Regions from separate parts of the Homo sapiens genome. Here region 1 is linked to region 2. Evidence: chromatin contacts called from ENCODE Hi-C or POLR2A ChIA-PET data. All regions are on one chromosome and are shown on one strand. The core of a region is the stretch at or near the end of the contact, and the rest is flanking DNA. Distances in the headings are between cores, read along the strand shown. Region 1 overlaps NGF (nerve growth factor). Region 2 has its middle 39 kb from the start of LINC01765.

What was found. A loop is a pair of places that touch in the nucleus more often than their neighbours do. ChIA-PET counts read pairs that join two places held with the same protein, here RNA polymerase II (POLR2A). Pooled maps may share reads with other maps.
Region 1: a loop to region 2 is called in a pooled map, with 5 times the contacts of the local background. The contact joins two enhancer-like sites. A Hi-C loop is called at or near these places in 2 of 168 maps with a recorded cell type or tissue (PC-3 and PC-9) and 3 of 50 pooled maps. POLR2A ChIA-PET finds 5 or more read pairs at or near these places in 2 of 52 experiments (BJ and activated naive CD8-positive, alpha-beta T cell).

What each region holds. Positions count from the first base shown.
Region 1 is chr1:115,313,440-115,317,624 of GRCh38, forward strand. The region is part of intron 1 of NGF (nerve growth factor); the gene reads right to left. All of the region lies in intron 1 of NGF-AS1 (NGF antisense RNA 1), which reads left to right. Among named protein-coding and RNA genes, the nearest start is that of NGF, 23 kb to the right of the region's middle. Within about 2 kb of position 1,578, at least 4 of the 41 ENCODE cell types and tissues checked have a DNase peak (open chromatin) inside an H3K27ac peak, as active enhancers do.
Region 2 is chr1:115,136,613-115,140,836 of GRCh38, forward strand. No RefSeq gene overlaps it. Among named protein-coding and RNA genes, the nearest start is that of LINC01765, 39 kb to the left of the region's middle. Within about 2 kb of position 2,484, at least 2 of the 41 ENCODE cell types and tissues checked have a DNase peak (open chromatin) inside an H3K27ac peak, as active enhancers do.

The sequences.
Region 1 (4,185 bases), core at 328-2,827, 180 kb after region 2:
ATGTAAATCTGCACTTGCTTTAATTTTGGAGGGTTTCCTGGCATAGTTTGCAATGACAAGGATCACTTATGGGCACCAACCCACTAAAAAGGTAAAAGCGAAATACTCATCATAGTAAGTTTCTTTATTAAAAGCTTTTTCTTTTTTAGTTTAATAAATCTTTGAAATGCATAATTGTTTGTTTTCTGATCAGCTTTTGAAACAAATCTTCCAGATACTAAAGAGTTTTTAGTAAAAGGCAAAGCAGTTTAAAAATAATTGATAGTGACCTGGGGAGTTGAGTAACATTCTATTGCCATGAGGATAAAATATAAGCAGACAGTGACATATTTTGTGAATTATTTCTATTTAAACATTTGAGCCTGAGGAAACAGTTGAGGGCAGAGCTAAATCCATTTTTGCAAGTAGCTTTGATTTTAAGATAAATTTGTAAAATAATTCCTAGTACATTGTGTCATGTTCTAGCCCCACTTATAACCCTGAAATTGGTACAACTCAGGCTGCACCTGAACTCCTTCCAAAAGAGCCAGTTATTAAAAAGACCACATTATAGCACAGCCTATACCAGGACTTCAGGATGCGGGTCCTGAGGGTGGCATGGTGGAAGACCCCAGTCCATTACCTTAAACAAATGGACACAATTCCAAAGTCAAGGAACCAAGTGGTTTGATTCTGTAGAAGTGTAGCAGAAATAAACAGGAGCAAAAATCTTGGTGTGTCTGACTTGCTGTAGTTTGTCTACACGGTTCTGTGACACATGGCGTACCCTTCCCCTCCAAGACAGACTCTGTGACCTTTTGGCTTGGATCCAATCGACCCTTCTGTTGCTCTCCCCAGAGCTTGGCTTTGCATGCTCAGGCCTGGCAAAGGGTTGCTTCTAACAGCTCTGACTGGGATTGCACCTCCCTGTTTTCCTCATCACACAAAGCTCTATTTGTGTGGCTACTTCTTCCCAGAGCTGCTGCCTAAGTTCTAATGAAACATTGGGACTATCTCTCAGAAAAATTAACAAACCCTTTGGGCACGCTTCTTGTAGATGATATGAACTGGATTTAAGTCACAAAATCTGTGGCTAGTGCTTGGTAATTGCTCAACTTAATTCAACACACACTTAATGAGCACCTGTTCTGTGCAGGTGCACCATGCCTGGAACTGCAGGAATTACAGATGAATAAGACCTGCCTAGTAGGGGTTAATAGATAAGCACACAAACAGCTAAGCTGAAATACAGAATGAAAGTTTATTGTTGATTCACTTGTTTAGCAACTAGATATTGAGCAACTATTATGCACCAAAGCACTATTCTAGATACTGGGGATATAGTCGTGAACAGAACAGAAAAATTCTTGCTCTCAGGGAGCTTAAATTCTCGTGGAGGTGGACAGAAGACAAATAACAAATTAACAGGAAATGTCCGTTGGTGATAAGTGCTGGAAGAAATAAAGCACAGTAAGTGTTTTGGAATTATAAGTTGAGGCGCTAGTTTGGTCAGGAAAGGTCTTTCTGATGAGGCAATGTTTACAAAGAGACCTGAATGAAGTGTGGGAGAAAGCTATGCAGAAATGTGGGAAGGACATTCCAGGCAGAGTGGATGGCCAGTGTGAGGTCCTGAGGCAAGAACCTGCTTGGCTGAAAACAGCAAACCTGCCCCTGTGGCTGGGGCAGAGTTTTAGGAGATGACAGCTGAGGGGAAACTGGAACCAGCTTTTGTAGGGCTTTATGGACCCTGGTGAGTTTGGACTTTATTTCTATGGAGATGGGAAGCCATTAGAAGATTTTTAGCAGAAAGCAACATGACTGGATATATTTTAAGAGGAACACTGTGGCTGAGCACACACAATGGGGACCAAGAAGAGAAACCGGAAGATCAGTTAGGCAGCTCCTGCAATTATCCAGGTGGGAGGTGATGGTCTGGGGCCTCATGGCAATGTAGCAGAGGTGAGAAGACAATGGAAGTGGGATATATTGGAGGAATAGGGTCAAAAGGACTTCCTGACAGACTGTGATGTGCAGGAGTGAGGGAACAGGGGGATCGAGGATGACGCCAAGCTTTTTGGCACCCAGCTGAAAGGAGGTGAGATTTACTGAGATGGAGAACACTGAAGGAGGAACAGGATTGAAGGCAGAATCAAGAGTTTAGGTTTGAAAGTGTCAAATTTGAGATACCTATATACTGAGATAGCTATATTTGAGATACCTTATATTGGACATACACATGGAAAATTTGAATAGGCAGTTGATATAGACATGTAGAGTTAGGGGAGAGGTCAAGGGCTATAAATGTACATTTGGTAAATATGTAGTAGCATTGGGACTTGTCTGGCATAGGGAGTACGAAGAACGAGCTCGCTGAGGTTCATTACGTGATTCGACTTCTGACTCTCATTGTACTGTCGAGGAAGTTAAACAAATTTCCCATTTCTAAGACCCCCTTGTCCCCTGCTGTGACTTTCCTTGTCAGTCTCTTGAAGCCTCCCGAAGGTATTCTGTCTTATTTGACTTCCTGTCTCTTAGATTGTCAAGCATACACTTGGCACATCAGCGGATTAAGCAAACCATTCATCAGGTACCTACTATGCACCCAGGGCTGTGCTATGTGCTGTGTGATATCACAATGTAGTAAAAGGCAATAGCGGGAGTCAATGTCATTATATATCAACCAGAGAGACCATCTGTCGGAGTGAAAAGAGGAGCAGTCAGGGCCCTAGAGTCTTGTCTTTGCTGCTCTGTGACATGGGGAAGTCATCACCCATTTGGGCTCAATCTCACCACCCAGACTGGTTATCTCTAAGTTCTCTTCTAGTCCTAAACTCCTGCCACACCAAATTAGCATTCATTACATCTAGGGCTGGCTGGGAAGAGATCTAAGAGCCAATGTGGGCTGGAGGACTTGAGTAGGGGCCCTGGATGTTTGTTTTACACTCACATCTATTCAGAAAATAAGCCAATTGATATCTCCTTGTTGATTGTCCACTTGTTTTTTTTGCAGAAATTGGTGTCATCTTTAAAAGAAAAATGAAAATTATATAGCTAATGATAGCTACAATTTCTTATATATCTTGTATAGTCAGGTATTATGGTAAATACTTTAAATGGATGATCTCACTTAATGCTCATAATAGCCCTATGAATAGAGCTTTGCACAGAGGAGGAAACTGAAGCTATATATACATGTTTGCTTATGTAAATATCCAAAATCAACCAACAAACTTACTCTAACTTAATGTTTTACTCAGATTACAGTTTTAACCTAGAAATTCTCAAAGAAATTCAATATAATTTAGATTAAACTTAAAATTTAGACCAATTGAAATAGTTGCTTATCTAGAATTTTAAGATAAAATTTTGTTAAGGGATATTGCATATTAAAAAAGAATTTCCAAACAATCTCAGAATTTGTTTCTGACAAGTTGAATACTATTTGGGAATTGGGTGTAATTTTCTCAAAGAAGTGTGTACAAGTCCAGATATGCCATGCTGCTTTTTAATTCCAATTCCCTCCTACTCAGAGATAATGAATATTAATATTTAGGGTACATCCTTCCAGAATTGTCCATGGTATTCAAATTTTCATATTACTTTAGCGATCTAGAAGTGCTATATTTCACAAGCGCCTGGCCCCTCAGAGTGGATGTATGGAGAAGAGAAGGACTTTCTCTTACCCAGTTGGTAAAAAAAAAAAAAATGCAGTTTTGCATGGTGGAGAGGGGATGGAGTCATGGCCCTTGTAATTTTCCAATGTGATGGCGCTTGCGTGGAGCCACCATCTGTTTGCAGGGCAGCTCGAGTGTTGTGCATCTGATTTCAATAAGCTGGGCAAGCAGTTCCATCCTACAGCACATTAGCAGGCAGGCACATCTGCTCTGTCTCCATGCTCCAGAAGCCAATGGAAAGTTAGTCTGCAGAAGCCCACGGTCTAGCTTGACAATAGAAGAGAGTAGTTGCTGTTGGACCCTCTCCAATTCCTATGGAGGTCAGGTTTTGACCCAGAGCCTTTTGGAGCTTAAAAGCCAGGCTGGTATTGTTCTTTATCATTAGTTGTGTTGTCTCAATTAGAAAAAAGAAATCTATGAAGTCTGGATGCAGAATTCTCAAGTCTGGAATTCCTCCCACACATGGAAAACAAGATTCAGTCAAGGAAACAATGCCACTGTGTTTGTCACCCACGTATTTGGGGATCTGACC
Region 2 (4,224 bases), core at 1,234-3,733:
CAAATCCATATAACAACTTACAGACCTTATGCCATTTTAGTTAAACTTGGCCTAGCACCTTTGGGTTTGAAGGTTTATCATTAAATAGCTTTTATTTACTTGCTTCTCATTGTGTAAAACTGTTAAAACCCCCAGGTTCCTATTTGTTCTAGGCCCCAGAAGTGAATAATTGATCATTAGGCATTGTAACATTGGTCTGGGGCTTCTGAATGTGCACATCCACTCAAAGTGAGACAGAGGATGGGCCTTCCCCCTGTCCAAGCCAAACAGCTCAGTGTCACATCCTGGCTTCACCTATTTCCATGGATCCTGCAACCCAGACATGATCTCATCAGGGCCACTCCCTAGAAGGAAGTGGGGAAGCACAGGACTATTCTGTCTCATTTTCCAAATAGAGAAACTGAGGCACTGAGCAATGAGAGAAGCTTAGTAAGGATGAGATAATGAGCTAGCTGCAGGGCTGAGAACAAACTGGGCTTTGGCTCAGAGTGGCTACCATTCAGTACAATGTGTGTGTGTGTGTGTGTGTGTGTGTGTGTCTGTGTGTGTGCCTGCGAGCACACCTGTACATTCCCTCTCATCCTAAATCTTCCAAAGGGACATCCTGAAGATGACACAGTTTAAAAAGGGACCCCATTTTGCAAGACAGAATGTGTGACAATGAGCTAGTTATAGAACCTCTGTAAGTCCAGTGTCCTCACCTGTAAATAGGGAATAATGGTATCCATCTTTACAGTATTGTTGTAATGAGTCATTAAGGTTAGTAAGGAATCTAAATATCAGGATCCAATTTCTGATCCCCAGCAAACATATGAGCCACCGGATCACAGTGCCCACTTGGTGGAGTTTATGTACTGACCTGACACCATTCTTGGTTACCTGGTTCAGTGGTGGAAGCCATGACCTGGTCAGCCTAGAGACCAGCTAATCTAATGTGCATCTGTATTCTATTAAATTTACTTTCCTAAGTATGTTATTTCAGTGGGGGAGGAAGCTTTGAGTGCCTACTATGTGCTGGGCAATTTTCTAGGTGCTCTATGTAAATGATCCTATTGAATCCTTCTCATAGTCTTGTGACAGGTATTACCAAAGCAAGGATTTGCATCCCCTAAGAAATAGTTACCTGAGTGTCCTGAACACAGAGCGGTAGAGTGAAACAAAACTGACATTTTAAGAATCCAAATTGAAGAGATCACAAAGCTGAATGCCGGCAAGACCAAACTCCCTCTCTCATGCCCACTGACTCTTCAACTCATTACAAGACATTGTCTTGGTAGCCATTTCATGAAGTTGGTCACACCCTTCTTCTTGCAGCTCCCTCTTTTCTGGCTTCAGCTCTTTTCTTGTTCTCTTTCCACCTCAATCTCCGTAGTCTCCACGGGGCTGCTGTTTCTCTGACTGCCTCTTAAGCATTAGCTTTCCCTTAGGGTTTGTCCTCAGCTCTTTTCTCTCTTCATGTTGAGTGCTTACCTTGAGAGAGCTTTTCCCTTCCAATGCCATAGGTCACTGCCAACTCCCAGATCAGTTCCCAGTGCTTCAGACTAAACAGTCAATTACCAGTTACCTCCCAGAATTTCCTCTTGGTGTCCCTGGCAGGCACATCCAATTCTGCATGTTCAGAATTGAACTCACCATCTCTCTTCTTAACCTGCTCCTTCTCCTTTACTCCTGGCTTGACGAATGACATCACCATCAAGCTAGCCTCCCAAGCTGGAGCTGAGAGTTAGTCGAGTCCCCTCTCCACTAACAGTGGAGACCCCTCTATTTCCTTTATCCTCCACACCCAATCTGCACCAAGTCCTGCTGACCTTCTTTCCTTCGCATCTGTTCCCCTTTGCGGTTCCCTCATCTTGATCCTAATTTTGGCCCTCGTTTTTAAACTTGGCATCTGTTTTGCTTCCCTGCAGTTCAGCTGCTGCTCCCTTTACCAGAGTGATCCTTTTATAAATCTGCAAAATTGATTGATGCCTCTGTGGCTTCCTGTCATCTTTATAATGAAGGCCAAGCTCTCCATGATCTCCCCCTATCCGCCCCTCTCCAGCTTCCTTTCTGGCCATGACCCCCACCTTCTCTTTCTCCAGGTGGGGACAGAACATCTCCAATTTGTGCTAATGCCCATCCCCCACTTGTCTGTCCAGCAAACATCTCCTCAGCATGAGGGTCTGCTCTCTTGGGAAGACCTTCCTGGCCCATCCACCCCTTCTGCCTTTGCAAGCCTGCATCCTTGGCACCCACGCCTCCCCGACTCGTCCTACCCCCTCAGTCTGGCCATAAACTTCTTGGGAGTGGTGATCATGCCTACTCACATGTTCCCCTGGTGTTTATCATAGTGTTAGCACATAGTGGGAATTCAACCAATGCTTGTTGACCAAATGACTGAAGCAGGGTAACGGAAAATTCAAGTCCATGCTGATCTATTAATACCTGGACCTGAGGGGTGGTGAGCGCTCGTTCCCCCCGCTAGAGGGCACTCTGGTCGTGTGCTTCACTGGAGGCCGCGAGCAGTGTGGCTCCACTTGGGAGCCTTGTGAAACCAGTTACGCTCCCGTTGCTGGCAGCTTGAGCCAAGCAGCACAGACGCACTTACGGCTCAGGCCAGTCTCCTTACCAGGCGCCATCATTCTCTTCACATGGACCCTTTGTTTCTCTCATTGCCTTCCCCTCACCTCACCTCACCTCATGCTCCCCCTGGAGGTACACAACCTTCACCTATGGCACATTCAGAACTTTCCCTACTTCCTTTAGCGGTAGCCAATAATATCTGAAATAACTTCAGCTAAGACCCTAATTAATGCCCATTCCTGAGGGTGTCTTCCTCCTGTTGGGTTAGTTGCGACTTACCAATTGCTTTTAATGCCTTTGAGTGACATGGGACAGTGATGTGTCCTGGTGGTGGGGATATTTTTGATGGGAAGGATGGGGTTTCCCTAGAGCCCCTCAAGCCACCCCACACAGTGGCCTTCCTAGGAGTGCTCGGCCCCGCCTGTCGTGCCAAGGGCCCGCGTCCATCGGCGTTCCACTCACAACATGCCTACCTATGGGAGTGTGGTGGGCCCTCGGGAAGTTAGTGTCCAGTTTTGAACAGAGTTGTACTTTTTATTTTTATTTTTTAAGAAAATGTGGTAAAAGTAATGCATTATTCAGCTTCATTCATAAAGCTTCTTTTTCATGGAGTTCCACAGTCTTATGTGTTGTGAAACCACACTTGAATTATTGTGGATAATTACTATTATCCACAATAATTGTGCATCTCTTTTTAAATACTGTGGGAATTACTCAAGGGTGATATCAAAAGGAATGGCACATCGGAGTGCTGGGGCTCTGGGAGCTGTGCCATTGGAGGGTCAGTTGAAGAAATGGGGATGGTGTAGACTGGAGAAGAAAAGACGTTAGAGAAGTATGACAGCTTCCTGACATGCAGATGCTTCTATTTCCATCAACATGTTATAAAGAATTAAAAAAATAAGTGTTGTCAATATTCAAGAAGCTCCTGGGATCCCTTTTGTAGAGCAGAATCTGGGGAGTGGGGTAAGACAGGAAACAACAGAAAATTAAAAAGCAAGAGAGGCTGAGAGTATCCACCATCATTAGTTGTGCAGGATGGGGGTGGGGGCCTCGTGGAGAAAGGCTGCAGCCTGCTTGCGGGCTTGGTTGGGAATAGTCAGAAGAGGGAGAGTTTTGGGAGCCTCTACACCGAGTAGGAGATCCAAAGAGAAATATGAGGAAAAAGGATTGTAAGAGGATGATTGTTTTTTAGTAATTTTTGAGAACTCCCAGCATGTTTTGAATTGCATTTTCACCTACTCTAGGTTGTTAGACTCTTATTTGAATGAGATTTTATTGAGACAGGAATACATGGAATGCTGGGATTACCTCGGTTAAATGAGGAAGCATTTTTCTAATAACCAGTCAAGAGCAGGCCAGGCTTCCTCACCAGGATGAGTTGAGACCTACTGAGTTTGGATGAGCACCTGTAAGGAATGTAGGGGTGTTCTGCCCTGGGTGGAAGGCTGTGATGGCTTCTAGGATCCCTTTCAATTCTGAGGTTCTATGACTTCATGAAAACAAGACATTGCTGGACAAGTTTGAGTGGCCCACCTTCCTACCTGCCTATCCCACAGTCTGAAGTGGCATTTATGAAAAGCTGGGAACACAGAAGGAGACAATGGGTCTCCAGCCTACGGTGAACAGTTCTTTTCTGGCAGCTAATTTAGCTCTAGAAGT